Regions from separate parts of the Homo sapiens genome. Here region 1 is linked to region 2. Evidence: chromatin loops called from intact Hi-C (ENCODE). Cell type or tissue: heart left ventricle. All regions are shown on one strand. Links, peaks and the distances in the headings refer to the core of each region. The heading gives the core; the rest is flanking DNA.

Region 1 (2,907 bases), core at 156-2,655, 110 kb after region 2:
CTCGGTTCATTGCAAACTTCGCATCCCGGGTTCAAGCGATTCTCCTGCCTCAGCCTCCTGAGTAGCTGGGATTACAGATGTGTGCCACCATGCCCAGCTAATTTTTGTATTTTTAGTAGAGACAGGGTTTCACCATGTTGGCCCGGCTGGTCTCAAACTCTTGATCTCAGGGGATCCACCCGCCTCAGCTCCCAAAGTGCTGGGACCCCCCACCGGCCTAATTTTTGTATTTTTAGTAAAGCTAAAAATACATGTTGGCCAGGCTGGTCTCCAACTCCTGGCCTCAAGTGATCCACCAGCTTCAGCCTCCCAAAGTGCTACCATTACAGGCGTAAGCCACCCTACCGGCCAGCCTGGCTAATTTTCCAAAAAAAAAAAAAAAAAAAGTATAGAGATGGGGAGGGGATGGGCTGGCTTGCGATGTTGCCCAAGCTGGTCCTGAACCCCTGGCCTCAAGTGATCCTTCCACCTTGGCCTCTCAAAGTGCTGGGATTAAAAGGCATGAGCCACTGAGGTAGGCCCCTGGCTTCCACTAGGCACCTCCTCTTCACTCTGCTCCATCCACTCTGGCCTCCCTGCTCTTCCGGGAACACAGCAGGCCGCCGGATATCTGTGTGGGTGGCTTGCTTGGTTCCCTCTGGCCTTTACTCAAAAATCACTGTAGCCTTCTCAGTGAGGCCTTTCCAGGCACCCTATCCAACACTTAACTTCTCCTACACACACATTTCATATCCTTCTTCCCTGTGGTTATTTTTTCCCCTTAGCTTGATCACTATTTAACATATTTTACATTTTACTTTGGTTGCTCTGTCTCTCCCATTACAATACAAACTCTAGGAGCGCAGGGATTTTTGTGTTTGTTTTTGCTCCGTATCCCCAGTTCCTAGAATAGTGCCTAGAATAGGACCTATTAGGCGCTCAATAACTATTTTAAATGAATGAATGGATGGCTTCCAGGTAGGGAGAACAGTTGGAACAAATGCAGCTGTTCCCTTCAGAAGCCTGAAGCCTGAGCTGGGGCGTCCGGACCGCTCCATGGGGTATGCGGTCTCCATGGGGTATGCGGTCGAGCTGGGCACTGACACTTCCCTACTTTGGAACTGTGCTATGGGCAAGATGGGAGCAGGCGCTGAATCCGTGGCGCATGGGGAAAGCGGCGGTCGGAGTGGGGCTTCCTGGCCTGTCACCTCCTCCTGAGCTGCTGCGAGGAGAGGCGCGTTGGCCTCCTGGGCCACAGCTGCCTCCCTGCCCAGGGAATCCCGGGAGATGCGAATATCGAAGAACTCTGAAAATCAAATCGCATTTCTAAACGCCAGGTGGAGATTTGTTTTGAGGTTCCTAAATGACAGATGTCCCGGCGGAGGAGCGCAGAGGAGGGCGGGCCAGTTGCGTCGGGAGAGGAGGAGCCGCAGGCTGGGAGGCGCGCGCGTCACTCGCGGGCAGGGGCTGGCTGGCCGGGCGCGCGGCCGGGCGGGGGCTGCTCCGGGGAGCGCGGGGGCGGGGGCGTGCGCGTGGCCGGGCGTGCGCGCGACCACCCGGGGCGTCCAGGCTGCCCGCGCGCGCCCAAGCCCTGCTTAAAAAAGGGAGCCCCGAGCCCGCGCCCTCCGCCCGGTGCGTCCCGCGGGACGTTCCAAGAGCAGTGCGGAGAGCGCGTGGGCCGCGGCGGAGGCCGGGCTGGGGGGCGGGTTCGCGGCAGTTCCCCCCGGCTCCCCGGCAGTTCCCCCCGGCTCCTCTGCCGCCTGGCCCGGGAGCTGCCCTTTATTTATTTATTTCAGTGGGCAAAGCGGGGTCATTTGTGTTGAGGACGCAAATCTTTCCAGGAAGTTTGTGCCTATTAATATTTCAGTTCCTGGCAGCCGCCTCGAGTGCGGGGCGGGGGAGTTCAGTGCTGCGGGGGAGGGAGGCGCCTGCAGCTGCCCTGGCCCACTGGCCTCGGCTGGCCGCTTGCGGCGAGGCCGAGGGGCAGCCCCTGGGCCTCCTGGGCGCCCCCCGACCCCCGCCACCACTGGGGAAGGCAGGGCCGGCGCGGACCCCCAGAGGCGCGCGGATCCCCAGAGGCAAGCCGACCTGCTTCCGGAGCCACGCGCGGGGCGAAAGAGGCGGCCCCGGATGCTGCGACCAGAGCGAGGGCGCCAGCTCGGGGCTTCCCGGAGCGGGGGCGGAGGAGGCAGCAGCCCGGAGAGGCTGCTTAGCCACCAGATGTCCGCGGGTGGCCCGCGCGGCGCGGGCGGAGGAAGGAAGGGCGGCTCTAGGGGCGTCCTGGCTAGTCGTCCGCGACCGCGCTCTCGGGTAGCCGGGGATGGCGGGGCCTGGGGCCCGGGGCCTTGCTGACCTTGCTCCAGCCACACAGCCGGAGGGAGCTGCAGCAGAAACTTGCCATTTTAAAGCTCGGCTACCCCTCACCACCACCTGGCAAGATTGTCATCATCTCCAATCTACAGAAGCGGAAGCCGGAGCTAAATAGCCTGCTAGAGGTCACGGTGCTGCTGCCCAACGGCGGGAGCCCGGATTTCTGACATGTCTTGCAAGAAAGAGTCCCTTGGAAGCAAATGCAATTATATTCTTCTGTGGTATCAACCAACAGAATCCCCCCACTAAGGGGAACTCAAGATACCGATGGAACTCTAGGCTGGAGCGGCGGGAGTTTGCCAGATACTCGTAATCTTCGTTCCCCAGCATAAGTGCCTGCTCACTCTTTCCAGCCAGTCACATCTGGAACACCCATCATTTTCCCAAAGAAACTATTTTTAACACCCCCAGGTGCATATTTAGATAAAGGCATTTGAAGCAGTTGACATAGCCACCTCTGGAGTGTGGGCTCCTGACAAGGACACTTCAAATGCTAACTGTCCCCAGGGGATAAATTTAAGTCGTCAAGCACACAGGGACATCACACTGTCTCTTCCT
Region 2 (2,907 bases), core at 205-2,704:
ATAAAGGTCAGTTTGGGTTTCCAAAACATTTTTTGTGTCGGGATAATGCTTCGTGTCTTGTGAGGAATTATTATGATTAGTCTTTTTTTTCTTTCTTTCTTTCTTTTTTGAGACACTCGCTCTGCCACCTGGGCTGGAGTGTAGTGGCGCAATCATAGCACACGCAGCCTTGAACTCCTGGGCTCAAGTGATCTGCCACAGACTCCAGATGGATTACAGGTGCATGCCACCACACCTGGCTAATTTTTAAATTTTTTGTAAAGACGAGTTTTTCGCTAAGTTGCCCAGGCTGGTCTTGAACTCTTGGGCTCAAAAGATCCTCCCGCCTCAGCCTCCCAAAGTGCTGGGATTACAGGCGTGACCTGCCGTGCCTGGCATAAGTAGTACTTTCCAGTAAGGAAACTCCACATCATTTATTACTAACATTATATTTAGTCCTCATAAAACCTGATGTCTGAATGGAATTTTTCGCTTTTTATCCCTCTGTTGCATTTAAATTCCTATTATTTAAAGAATCCCAAGTATTGAATAGGTATTTGTCATTTAAAATATGAAATAACCATTGATATTAGCTTTTGAAAGACACAAATTTCCAAGTAATATATAATTTGTTGTTAAAACTTCAAAATGAGCGTGTAGTACCATGACATGTACAGAGTAGATATTAAGTAAATATTAGTTGGATACTTGATGGATTACTAAGGTAGAAGTTAATTATTCTCAATGTACATATGATGAAATATATTTTGCACTAATATAACAATCTATTGTAAGGATGCAGAATTTAACTTGGATTGCTATTAAATTCCTTTAAAGAATGAGGAAATTGAAGCATGTAAAGTTAGGGCTATGGCCAAGAACACAGTGCACATCAGTGAAAAAAAAAAAATCTAGAAAGACAGCTATTAGCTGGGTTACTATGGGTGTGTGGTAGCTTCCAGTTGACAGTGCTATGTGGCGGGGCTGATCAGTGATTATGGAAAAGAGCCAACTGCTGCTACCTTTCCCACCTCATGACGTCAGGGAAGGCACAGGAAGGCACGTGTGTGGTTGTGACAACTAAATGGTGAGTGGGAGGGGGGCCAGTTCCTCTATTGTCTACATAGTGTGGCCATGCTCCTCAGACTATATTTGGTGTGCTTTCCAGTAAACCACACTGGCTTTGTTCCTGCCTATGTTCTCCAGAAGAATGCTCTGGCCACACATTTGCCTTTTGAGGACTGGTTCTGCTGCCGTGAGAGGGACACTGGGAGGGCATCTTGAGGCAATGTGGAATAATTGTTCACTGCCAGGAAATGACAGCACCAGACAGACAATGTTTGTGTGGCAACCCATGACAGGGGCTCAATCGAGCCAAATGTCATGCTGGTCTGCAAGAACAGGAAGCAGAACTGTATGCTGGCAATTTCCATAAACAGCAGCCACGCTCCTAAACTAGTGAATCGATATCCATGTGTGACATGCAAGTCGCACTTCTGTGTTTTCAGCCATGTTTGTGCGCAGAGAGGAAAGGTGGTTGCTAATACCTTATTTATGACAAAAGACAATGGGACAGGCTGACTCCTTCTGTGCCAGAAATGCAAAAATGCCATAAACCCCCAAATTGGCAAGTGTTGCCTTATAGATGGCTCCAGCCCCAGGGACAATGAGGTCAGCTCCTAGGATGGAAAAACAGCATCTGGGTGAGAGCTGTGTAGTCCACAGCGGGTGGTGGATGGTGTGGGAGGTGGAGCCTGAAGCAAGTCCCAAGATGCTGGCTGTCAGGGAAGGCACAGCCCCGCCCTCCTTCCTTATTGGATGGAAGAAAACAGGACAATGGTGAGGTGGAGTTGAGAGGCAGAGAAGGGTTGTGTTCAGCACTGACACTGGAAAGGAGCATGAGAGGGCAGAAAAGAACACTAGGGTAGAGGTGCAGAGCAGAGATAAAAAGTTGGCCTCACAGTCAGTGCTGAGTGTAGAAGCCCACCTCTTTGTAGTATCAGCAAGACAAAAGGACCGTCCTTCAGAGTGGACTTCCGCCAATAAATTCTATCACTCCCAGTTGCTCTAGATATTACCTTGTTTGCATTATCATGACAACACTAGCTTACAAAGCCCTACTGGTTATCATTACTCTTATCATCACCATCAAACAATGCTGTTTCATTTAAAAAATAAAATTTCTATATTATTCACTGTACTAAAACTATAAAGCAAAACTAGCATAGTGCCTATCTTCCAGAAATTTAGTATCTCAGTACTAGAATTTTTTTCAACATTGAACTTGATTTCTCTCTGGTCAATAAAAATCCATGATCCTGTTTGAATTCTGTATAGCCAAGCATTTCAAAGAGGGATTTTCTTGCTGGAGAAGTGATAGGCCTTTGGGGGTAGTTTAATTAGTTGACATTGGTGTATGTCTACTCTATTAGGGTTTTCCAGAGAAACAGAACCAATAGGATGAATGGATGGATGAATAGACAGATAGATCAATAAATACATAGATAGATAATAAGGAATTGGCTCACATGATTATGGAGGCTGACAAGTCCCAAGATCTGCAGGGTGAGTCGGCAAGCTGGAGACCCAGGAGAGCTAATGGTGTAGTTCCCACAAGAAGGCCAGCAGACTGGAGAACTAAGAAAGAGTCTGTGTTTTAGTTCAAGTCCTCAAGTCCAAAGGCAGGGAAAAGCTGATGTCTCAGTTCAAAAGGAGTCAGGCAGGAGGAGTTCTCCTTTACTGGGGCAAGTGTCAACCATTTTGTTCTATTCAGGCCTTCAACTGATTGGATGTGGTCCACCCACATTAGGGGAGGCAACCTGCCTTACTCAGTCTACTGATTCAAATGTTAACCTCATCCAAAAACACCCCAAAGGAACACCCAGAATCATGTTTGACCAAACATCTGGGCACATGATGGCCCAAGCA

Evidence for each region. Hi-C counts contacts between places; a loop is a spot of excess contacts. Peaks named below come from ENCODE experiments on the same cell type or tissue, not always from the same donor. Only the 100,000 strongest peaks of a DNase experiment are listed, where the experiment ranks them.
Region 1: it touches region 2 in a loop (6-fold over the local background); 55 of 110 quality-filtered maps call a loop at or near these places.

The regions. Positions count from the first base shown.
Region 1 is chr1:226,108,567-226,111,473 of GRCh38, forward strand. No RefSeq gene overlaps it. Among named protein-coding and RNA genes, the nearest start is that of LINC01703, 26 kb to the left of the region's middle. RefSeq lists silencers at 1,441-1,540, 1,621-2,080, 2,461-2,510. In heart left ventricle, for the core only: a CTCF peak has its summit at 1,304; DNase peaks (open chromatin) are centred at 1,485, 1,855 and 2,145; H3K4me3 peaks cover 2,264 bases; H3K27ac peaks cover 2,422 bases.
Region 2 is chr1:226,001,160-226,004,066 of GRCh38, forward strand. No RefSeq gene overlaps it. Among named protein-coding and RNA genes, the nearest start is that of SDE2, 3.3 kb to the left of the region's middle. In heart left ventricle, for the core only: no CTCF peak of the experiment used is centred there; DNase peaks (open chromatin) are centred at 1,248 and 1,762; H3K4me3 peaks cover 321 bases; H3K27ac peaks cover 2,280 bases.